2 separate regions of the Mus musculus genome follow, and region 1 is linked to region 2. The links are chromatin loops, found by intact Hi-C in ENCODE. Cell type or tissue: left cerebral cortex. All regions are shown on one strand. Each heading gives the region's core, and the rest is flanking DNA. Links, peaks and the distances in the headings are about the cores only. Region 1 holds the start of Pgm2 (phosphoglucomutase 2). Region 2 overlaps Rell1 (RELT-like 1).

Region 1 (5,379 bases), core at 81-5,080, 190 kb before region 2:
CCACAAAGACACACCTCGGATTGGGAAAAGAACATTGAAGCATCTCCAGAGGAGAAAAGGACAAGTTTCCACGGAGGTACCGTGGACATCCAAGACAGATTCCATGTTCTACAGTAATTACATTTTCTGCTCACTTCTGAGCCCATCTGTGAAGTACCTTCTGAAGACCAATAGATCCCAGGCTCTGATGGGATCAAAGGGTCCCTCCTTTGATGGATCCATAATATGCCGGGATTATGAGGAGGTGACAAATGGTGGGAACTGGGAGCAAGTTGGAGAATCGAGGATACTGGGACTTGTCACAGGATGGTATATTTCCTCAATGGCCTCTTCCTGTATTCCCCCTTTCTCTGCTCCTTAGCCAACAGCTCTGCTACTCCTTTCTACCATGAAGGATAAGAGCATCTCAGAGTGTGAGCAGAGCAGTTCTTTCCCGCCCCTTCAGTCTCTGTCAGACACTTAGTCAAGTGGTACAAGAGCCCAATAACACACACAAGACTTCTTAGCTGAGGTGTTAGGACAGCTACACAATGCAAGTTATTAAGTGATCAGAAATGGAAACAGTTTCCTCCCCTTAAACATCCTGGAATGCTTTATGTTTCCAGGAAAAAAAAAATCCACAACAAAGCAAAACAAAACCTCCCATGAGGCGCTAGCACTGCCATCCTGTTTCCAGGATGGCCTGACTATTCATTTTCTAGGTGTGAGCGAGCAAAGGCCTCTGCTGAGCCTTCCAGCCTCTATCCAGTCACCAAATGTTTCAGGGACCAACTATAGACATGCAGTACGGCACTACGGTACTACGGTACTATAGACCACGGAAAGCAGCAGAGACACACAGCACCAGCTACATAATTTTCAGGGGGGGCCAGTGCACAATTAGAACGAAAGACTCCGTGTTTAACAATAGAGAATCTCAAAGTAGTGCTTTAAAATACGGCTTGGGCCCTTCCCTGAGTACAGGTTCAGTGGATCTGCGTGGGTCTCACCTCCTGAAGTCAGCCCTGGATACCGACAAATTTTAAACAAACAAGCCTGTAAGGGATTGTCTTTCAATTCCAGGAAGAGCAGGGAACCAAAGGCCTGGGCTGTCTAGAGAGAGAGTTTGAGTTGCACTTGGGAGACAGGAAAGATCCGCTAAGTTCACACAGGAAAAACGACAAGAGAAATAAAGTCAGCAGAACACCGGCAAGAGGAACATTGCGGGAAAGCAACAGGACACGCGAAAGCACAGGTCAGAGAGAACTTGTAGAGGGCAAAGGAAGTGATGTCCGGAGCTGGCCGACTGACTAAGACATTACAGGGGAAAGGCGCAGCTGGGGCCAAAGCGTTCCCTGTCACCTTCCCAGTGGAGTGTATGTTCTCTGGAAAACTCCCTGTCAGCCTGGCCCATCAGGGACCCGGTAGTATCCATGAAATCAGAAAAGGTGGTCTGGACTGTGGAGAAGTCCAGGTCCCGGGAAAGGCGGGACAGAGCGGATTCTGAATGGATGAAGATGCTCAGCCCATCACAGAACCTCAAAAACCTTCTCGTGCGTGGACTACCCCGGGTCCCAGGCCCGCTACATTCACTCTCCACCCCACTCCCCGCCCCCCAGCTCGCTCCTCTACCGGGTCTAGCAGCCGGGCGAGCCACACAGCTGTCTCCAGTCCCGCAACAGCTTATGCCGAGCAGGCACCGTGTGGCGAGGCAGGGAAGGAAAGAAGGAAGCTGGGCCCGGCTCCCTGCCGGACAAGCCACGGCGCCCGAGAACCGAAGAGCCGGAGATCGGCCCTTACCTGGTCCCAACGCAGCCACTGCGCGGTCTCCTGGTCCAGTCGCGCGTCCATACCCAAGCCACTGCCTTCCGGAGCCGGTGTCTCTGTCGGTGTCGCCGCCGCCATCCCGCAGCAGTCACAACCGGGCGGAGGAGGCCGGGTCACCCTTCTGGAGGGGCGGGGAGAGGGCGGGGAAAGAGGCGTAGTCAGAGAGCCGGAGGGAAGAGGACGTGCAGCAGCCCCGCCCGGTTCCAGACTCGCCATTAGTGGGTGTGCTTCCCGGAGGGCCAGGCAATTGGGGAGTGCTTTGTTGTTAGGAGAGCTGGAGGCTCGCCTTACTCTAGTCTCCTAGGCCCTACATACCCAGGGTCCTCCAGCAAACATCAAGTATGCATTTGGTGCCCATCACACCTGAGATGCTAGTCTGACTGCGCTGGGAAGCAGAGCACATTGGCGCAGGCCAGTAGCCACATGGCAGAGGCAGGCAGGTCTCTGTGAGTTAGAGGCCAATCTGATCTACATAGTGAACTCTAGACTAACTAGGGGTACATAGGGAGATCCTATCTCAAAATGTAAATTAAATTAGAGAATAGCAGAGGGGGAAACAAATCTTGAAAAAGAAGAGCCAAGTGGGAAATAAATCAAATAGACCAACGAGCCAGAAATGAGATAACACTTGCAAAGACAGTTTATGTCAGAAGAGCAACCGGAAGGACGAGTTGTAATTTCAAGGCACCGGGTCAACTGGATTTTCACACTAGAAAATGTAAAAAGAATGTCGACTCATCCGCCTGAGGTCGCCACACACAAACGAGAATTCCAGGTCAGCTGGGTGATGTATGTGCACACCTGGCTGGGCACGGGGAAGCACAAGCAAGAATGGTTCTGAGCCGCACATGATGCCTTCCTCGCTCCTGCAGTCCCGACTGTTGGGACTGTTGTGAGTTCAGGGCCTGGCCTACAAAGTGAGTTCCAGTTCACCGTGGGTTCCAGTGTGAGATCTCGTCTCAACAAGCAAACAAACAAACAAACAACCCTAAAACGAAAGAAAAAACAATTAAACAAAAAAAATCCAAAGCAGTTAAGAGCACGGGTTGTTCTTCCAGAGCACCTAAGTTTGATTATCAGCACTAGCATGGCTGCTCAGGATGGTCTGAAACTCCAGTTCCAGGGGATCCTGCATCCTTTTCAGACCTCCATTGTCATATATATCCATGGTGCATAGACATGTATGCAGGCAAAATACAAACATACACACACACACACACACATACACACACACAACTTTTTAAAAGGTTTCTAGCAGATTTAGTCGCAAAAAGCTCCAACCATACACATCCAGATTGCCAACAATAGAATGGATAAATATGTAGTGGTATATTCATTCTAAATCATATACATAAATGATGATCGATAAGCCATGAGTTACACAGCCCAGTGAGAATGAAGAACTGTATACAACTTCATGGATGTAGCTCACAACCATCCCATAGAGTGAAAGAATTCAGACCTCTGACAGACATTGGGTCTGACAGACACTGACTAAGAAAAGCACAAAGAAAGAAAACAAATCAGTATTTTCCAGAACTGGATATGGGGATTCACTGCAAAGGTCACTGGGGGTTAAGGGAAGCGACTCTGGGTTTGTGATTTCCTGGATCCAGGTGCTCGTCAAAACTTAGAACCATGGTTACCAGCTATAAGTTATGTCTCAATTTTGAAATTTTAAAAAACTACATTTATCTACGGTGTGTGTGTGTGTGTGTGTGTGTGTGTGTGTGTGTGTGTGCTGTGCCATACATATGGAAATACAAGGATAACTTTAGGAAGTCATTTCTCTTCTTCCACCATAGAGGTCCTAGGGATCGAATTCAGGTTGTCAAGCTTGGTGGCAAGTGCCTTTTGTTGCAGGATATTTAATCATACTCTGAACTCTGAGCTTAAGTTGTTTACTGGAGAAACCTGTTTCTAGTTGTGGTGTGACTCAGTTTTAGCACACACCTTTACACCTTTAACCCCTCTGGCTGGGATACAGACACAACCCTAGTGCTCACCTTTAATCCCAAACAGTGAAGGTAAGGTTAGTTTGTAGAAGGAAGCACCCATGTTTGAAAGTGATGTCTAGTTGAGTGGCAGACAAAGTGATGAATCAGAGAAAGACTTGACAGAACAGAAGAGAGGAAAGAGAGGCTACTTAGGAGAGAACAGTGCAGAGAGAGAAGGGAGAGGGCAGGCTTACTAGGACAGTTATAGAGACAGGTTGTAGAGAGAGGGAGAACAAACTACACACAGGCAAAGACGGAGTTAGTCAACGAGAAAGAGCCACATGACAACAGAGTGTCAGTTAGTATGAGGCCAAGCCAAGCAAAAAGTCAGAGGCTGAGAGAGATGCCAGATTGAATCAGTCAACTTGAAGAGGAGTTTAAGCCAGAACAGCTGAGTCCAACCAGCCAGCTAGAGTTCAGACAGAGTGAGGAGGAGAGATCTTATTCAGCAGCAAGTCTCAGAGGCTGAAAACATTCTAGGCCTAGATAAGACTGTACAGAGGCTAGAAGCTTCCAGAACTGGGCCTAGGTTAGCAGACAGACAGGAGGCAGTAAGTCTCAGAGATGACAATTACACCAGGCAAATAAAAGATACTTTTACAGCCGTTACTTGCCAAGCCATCTCACTGGTTCATATTTCAATTTAAAAAATTGTTAACATACAAACTACAGGAGAGTTAATCTATGGACATTAGGGGACTGGTTATATTTGGGAAGGAGGAGTTTTGTGTCTGTTCTGCCCTTCTTCCCCACCACAGGAATCAATCAGGGCCTTGCTTGTGCTAGCCAAGCACTGAGCCACATCCTCAGTTCCAGGCCCTCTCTCTCCACCTTTTATTGGTTTTCTTTGAGACTGGGTTGCCAAAGCTTGTCTAAATTGGTCTTAAATTGCCTATAGTTGTAACTAAGGCTGGCTTGAAATTTATGATCCTCCTGCCTCAGCCTCCTAGAGTAGCTGAGACTATTGATATGTGCCATCGTCCCTTGCTTGGACCAGCTACTTCATGAGCTGGATGGAGATAATACACACACACACACACACACACACACACACACACACACACACACACGTTACTTGATAGTGCTATAGTCTTTTTGTTGGTTGCTTGGTTTGGTTTTGGGTCTCCTGTAGCCCATAGTCAACTCAATATGTAGCCAAGCACAGCCTTAAACACCTGATACTCCTGTCTCTAACTCCTAACTGCTGGGATTATAGGCATACACCAGCATACAAAGCTACAGTCTTAAGAGTTGTAGGTTTTCTTTGTGGGTTTTTTTTTTATTTTGGTTTTCTTTTTAGGTATGTATGTATGTATGTATGTATGTATGTATTTATTTATTTAATGTATGTGAGTACACTGTAGCTGTCTTCAGACACACCAGAAGAGGGCAACAGACCCCATTACAGATGGTCGTGAGCCACCATGTGGTTGCTGGGAATTGAACTCTGGAAGAGCACTCAGTCACTTAACCATTTGCTGAGCCATCTCTCCAGCCCTTCTTTGTGTTCTATTGCAGTATTAGATAAAAGCACACATATTAGGGTATACGGTATGTGTACAAAGGAACTAACACA
Region 2 (5,379 bases), core at 136-5,135:
AGGAAAGAGTCACTCGGTTGCCATCTTGATGTAAAACATTTTGTAAAGGAAAATTTTTTGGTTTCCAGTGTCAAATGTATTTTTAACTGTCTGGTTTGTACTTTTTATGAATTTTGTACTACCAAAGCAGAGTTAAAAATAAAAGCATTAAACCAGTGTGCTTGAATGAGCGACATCTTACAGGACCAGCTTCTTAAGTCTTCGATTGTTGAGTAATCGTTAGGCTGGTCTGATTGGATTTCCCCTTTTATAGCACCTCTACCTCCTCCCCCGCCCCCGCCCCATGGATGATTTGGGACATAGAGAAATAAATATAGTGTGGAGTTTATGGGTACCCCTCAGTCTGCTAATCTTAGTGTTCAACATCTTACATCACCATAGGAACATGATCATGACTAAGAAAGCAGCATCCGTCCAAGATTGATAAACAAATTAGAACTCAGGGGGAGGGGGATTCCCACTTTGCCCTGAGTTATTGCATCTCCGAAGACTGCTCACTAGTCCAGTCTCTTGATCACAACACTGTAGTAAGCTGCTCGGCTCTCTACAGTGTCCTTCCATTTGAGCTGGGGAACTTTCTCATTGGAGAGACTTGAAGTTTTGCCTTGGTAAGGATGCTGCACGTCAGGGGACATGGAGTTGACATGTGTCATCTTGTGATTTCCAGTCAGTCATTTGGTTGTCATGTCTAGCAGGCTTCAGTATGTTACAGTTACTATTTGTGCCTCTGTAATGAAGAGGGAAGATACTCGGGGATGAGGCTAGTAACTTACCTGTGTTTACCTTTTCGTCTGCTAGCTTTACCATCCATTGGAGGTGACTTCCCCAGGACTCCAATCAACAAGTTACCAAGAGCTTGGCAACTAATGCAATATAGAAAGCTATTTCAGGCCAGAGCTAGAAACAACGTTTCTCCAGGGTTAGGTCCACCCTGTATTCTGAGGGAGGTGTTTGTTAGAAAGTTCTCAGCATTTCCTGGTTTGAAGTTCTGCATCATTGAAGATCTGTGTCTTGAGATATCCTTCTCTGTGGGTATCCTATTCCTCCTTTTAAGGCCATCTGCCCCCTGGCTTAGGGGCCCACTGCAATCCATCATAAGAACTCATCTTAACTTGGTTACATTTGCAAAGATCCTAGCTCCCAGAAGGGTCACGCGAGGCCTATTCTAGGTGTTGAAATTTCAGTATCAATGTGGGTTTTTTTTTTTTTTCTGGGTGCGAGGGAGCAGGACAAGGGCATACAACTCCATTCCCTCGAGGATAGTGCCTGTAATGAAAGCTCTTACAGATTGATGCCTTTGGCACGGTGCTCTCTCTCCCCACTTCCCCCACGCTCCTCTGTCTCGCCTATTTCTAGCCCCTTACTACGTTCTGGCCCAGACGGTGCCCCAGGCTCTTCTTGTTTTCTTGTTCCTTGCCCCAGTGTTGTAGAAAATATTTAATCTCAATTTGAGGTTTCTACCCTGACTTTGACCATTTTTTTTTCCTAGATAAAAGACACAGGGAACCTTTATATTTACAAGCCTTAAACAGCACAGCTGGGCAAATATCTACCTTCTATGCTGTTAAAATATATTTCCTGTTGATAACCCTGAGTTATTACTGTTTCACATGGGCTGCTCTTAACTCCAGTTGGCCAGCCCTCAGGGCTGTGCTTTCTTGACTCCTAACCCAGGGCATCTTACTCCCCTCTCCACCTTTCTCTCTCCCCTTGTGATCATCTCCAACTCCAATGCTGCCGGGAACACTAAGCCCCCACCTATCTCAATTTTGCCCAGCTATAGGCTGTAGGCATCTTTATTCACTAATCAGAAATAACTTGAATCTATGTGGGGACTCTCTGGGACAACCAAGTCTTGCTCCCCTCACACTTAGCATTACAATTCATAGCAACAGACCAAACCTCAACATCCCATCCTTAGGACCAACTGCGAATCTAAGGAGCCCTAAGTCATTTTGCTAGAGAATGGTATTTTTTAAAATAAGGACACAAGCTGTGCTCATTGATACTGGGTGTCGCAGCCTCTGCCCTCTGTATAGTAATCCATATAGTATACACATCTTTGTGTTTCTGTGTGCTAAGAGTCCAAGTCCACACGGTACCTCTGACTCCGTACTTGTTCCATTCATTTTAACCTTATGTTATTTTCAACTTTGTAGGAAACACCACTCTTACTATATAAGAACGTTTTCAATGCAGGCATGCACATTTAGGGCCTGAGGTTCTCTCCACAGTCATTCCCGCCTTCATCTGTGTTCACAGGCACTGTCAGGGTTGGGAATGTGGCAAATCATGGCCAGTCTGGATCCCCTGGTCAGTGCTCTCTGTATCTGGGCTCCTGGAGGATCTATGGTTTTGGGGGTGGGGCACTGTTTATGGTTTTGCACACTTCTGCAATTCCTTCTCAAGTTTGTCTTGCTGGCCAGCCTTGCGCTATCCAAAACTTACAGTTGAAAAAGTGAAGGTTAGGGGACTTACAAATGGGGTCCCCGCAACTTGGAGCTTTGTAGCCAAGTGTTTGACGCTGAGCATCCACCTTACACAGAGATAGCACTTTGGCCCCCTCTTCTGGTTGGATGTAGGAACTGCAGTGGGGCATGATCCGGCCATTTGTGTGTACTGGTGTGCAGAGCCCCCGTGATGTGTTGGCAGAATGAATAAACCTTTAAAAATAAAGGATATCACTAGCTAGCTAATGGGAGTAAAGGAGCGAGTTTGGTTTTTTTTTCCTGATCATTTTTTTTCTGACCCTGTCAATCTATCTTGTTTTTCCCTTCAAACGCTTCCTCACTGTCTGAGGCCAGACAGTGCCTGTGAACACAGATGAAGGCAGGAATGACTGTGGAGAGAACCTCAGGCCCTAAATGCTGTCATAGAAATGGTGTGACTAAGCAATTGGGACTCAGAGAGATAGCTTGACCTTCGATGTAGAGCTGAGCCTTACCTCTGCCACTCACGCTGTATGCTGGGAACCAGGCTCTTGGCTTCTTTGAGGCTTAGCATTTTCCCGAGCCATCGTTTGCACAGTGGATTTGCTTGTTGGTTTACTTTTGCATGTGGATGTGGTGTGTGTGTGTGTGTGTGTGTGTGTGTGTGTGTGTGTGACATGCCTGTGTGTTGTACATTCTCATGTGTGTGGGCATGCATATGTTAATACTGAGTGTCTTAAATTTCTCTTTACTTCATTGGGTTCTCTAACTAAACCCAGGCACCACTGATTTAATTAGTCTAGCTACCCAGCTTGCTGTAGGGATCCCTTTGTGCTTTTTTAAGGAGTAGAAAATTCACACAAAATCGTGATGCGTGCCATAGCCTGCCCGTAAACTCCCAGAAGGCACTGCTGTTTTAGTGGGTATTGGTGCCACTGTTTTGTATGGCTATAAACAAAATACCTGGGGTCGAATGGTTTCAAAGGATAAAAGGCTTAACTGCTCCCAAGTTTGGGAGGTTGAAAAGTCTGAGCTTAGCAGCCACATTTAATAAAGCCCTTGATGTTCACTGGACAATGGCAGGTGCACCATCACTGTAGCAGGAGGGTTTGTGAGACGGGCCAAGGAAGACTCAGAGAAGAGGAAAAACCGCTCTCAGGGTAACCAATGCAACCCCACAAGACACAACTCACTCCTTAATTCTGTCTTGAGACCTGATGCTGTTACTTGAGAAATAAACAGTTTGTTCTTGAGAGTGGAGCCTCCACAGCCTAATGACCCTTTAAGATCCCACGGGCCCTCAACATGATTACCTTGTGAAGAAGGAACGCTAAAAGAAAGAGTCACCTTAATATGAGCTACTCACTTTAAGGGTGATGTGACCTAAAAGTCTAAGTGGGGTCAACTCCTGTGTGTGCACCGGTCAGTATGGGATGAAATAAAGGGGATAAAGTTTGTTCCAGATAAGTGCCTCTGTATTGTAATTTTAATGATGGGTGATAATTGATGATGTAAGTGGGAAAGGGTCACTTTATCACTTTAGAGATGGGTGTAATCAGAAGTGGTTTGGAGAGCTTTGGTGTGTAGCAGTTAAGACTTAGTTTCTAAGATGTTGAATGTGACTTGTGAAAGTGAGCCAGTGACCTCAGCCAAGTGACCAGAAGACAGCTAATTGTGATGGTTTGCCAGGAGCTGGGCAGGTGAGCAGCACTGTATGTCTTAGTGTTGTCTTGTGGTGCAGAGGGAGTCCTGGCCATCGCCTCTGCTTTACACATGGATGTGACTGGAGCAATGGGTCTCAGTACGCCCAGGCAGGATTTGCTTGCAGACACAATTGATGGAGAGGATTTCAGTCCATAATTCAACCAATAGCCATCTCTCCCAGCAAATTACTTTTGAAGTAGTGTGTATATAGTTATTTCATCTTGCTATAAATAAGTAAGCCATAAATAAATAATTTATGGTTTAAATATGACATCCATTTTTACTAGATTGTCACTTGGTTTATGGCTAATGTCATGAAAACCTTTATGAGTCTGGATTTGCAAATTCATAGTTTAAGCCTTTGGCTGCTCTTCAGTCATTGTTTTAGACAAGAAGAACTTGGAATGGAACCTAGGGTTTTGCACATGCAAGGAAAACACTTGACCATTCAAGCGATCTCCCCAGACTTTTCTTTTTCCCTCCCTCCTGTCCATCTGTCCTTCCTTCCTTGCTTGCTTCCTTGCATTTGAGACAATGAATCATTATATAACCCAGGCTAGACTTGAACTCAAAACCTTCCTGCCTCATCCTCTGGAGGGCTGGGATTATGGAAATGTACCATATGCCCCGCTGTTACGTTGTTATTCTATCATACATTCCTCATATCATTTTGCTTTCAAAGCATCAGGATTCTCCTTTTTTGTTTTAGATTTATTTTAGTTTATGTTTATGGATGTGTCTATGCATCTGCCATATACATGTGCCAGACTGCCAATTAGAGTACTTAGTTAGAACCTGTGTGTCTGCCATGTATGTGAGCATGTGTCTGGGAAAGCTGGAAGCCAGAAGATGGAGGCAGACACCATGCAGCTGTAGTTACATTGGTCATGAGTGGCCCAATGTGAGTCCTGGGATGTGGGTCTTGGGATGTGGGGACTCTTCCTCTGGAAGAGTCACAAGCACAAAGTAGCAAGGTTCTAACTAAGCACTCTAATTAGCAGTCTGGAATGTGCAGTTTTTGATAAGGGAAATAAGTGAAATTCTTTCCCTGTTTTCTGGCCTTTAGGTTACATTTTAGCTTAGTTTCATATTAACTATTCCCAAATGCCTGGAAGTGATTCCCCAGCAGCCCCAATGAAGGAACAGTGGTAGGTGGGTGGCATTGGATGTGCGTTTTCAAGTGTGCACACACACACACACACACACACACACACACACACACACACACACACACAGAGAGAGAGAG

What was found. Peaks named below come from ENCODE experiments on the same cell type or tissue, not always from the same donor. Only the 100,000 strongest peaks of a DNase experiment are listed, where the experiment ranks them.
Region 1: a loop joins it to region 2, with 3 times the contacts of the local background. A loop is called at or near these places in 5 of 42 quality-filtered maps.

The regions. Positions count from the first base shown.
Region 1 is chr5:64,089,489-64,094,867 of GRCm38, reverse strand. It overlaps Pgm2 (phosphoglucomutase 2), which reads right to left and starts at 1,929. Exons shown (of 14, transcript NM_025700.3): 1 at 1,780-1,929. The coding sequence starts at 1,884. In left cerebral cortex, for the core only: no CTCF peak of the experiment used is centred there; a DNase peak (open chromatin) is centred at 1,961; H3K4me3 peaks cover 2,256 bases; H3K27ac peaks cover 1,080 bases.
Region 2 is chr5:63,903,851-63,909,229 of GRCm38, reverse strand. It overlaps Rell1 (RELT-like 1), which reads left to right. Exons shown (of 7, transcript NM_145923.4): 7 at 1-332. Among named protein-coding and RNA genes, the nearest start is that of Rell1, 62 kb to the left of the region's middle. In left cerebral cortex, for the core only: a CTCF peak has its summit at 2,588 (motif pointing left); a DNase peak (open chromatin) is centred at 2,569.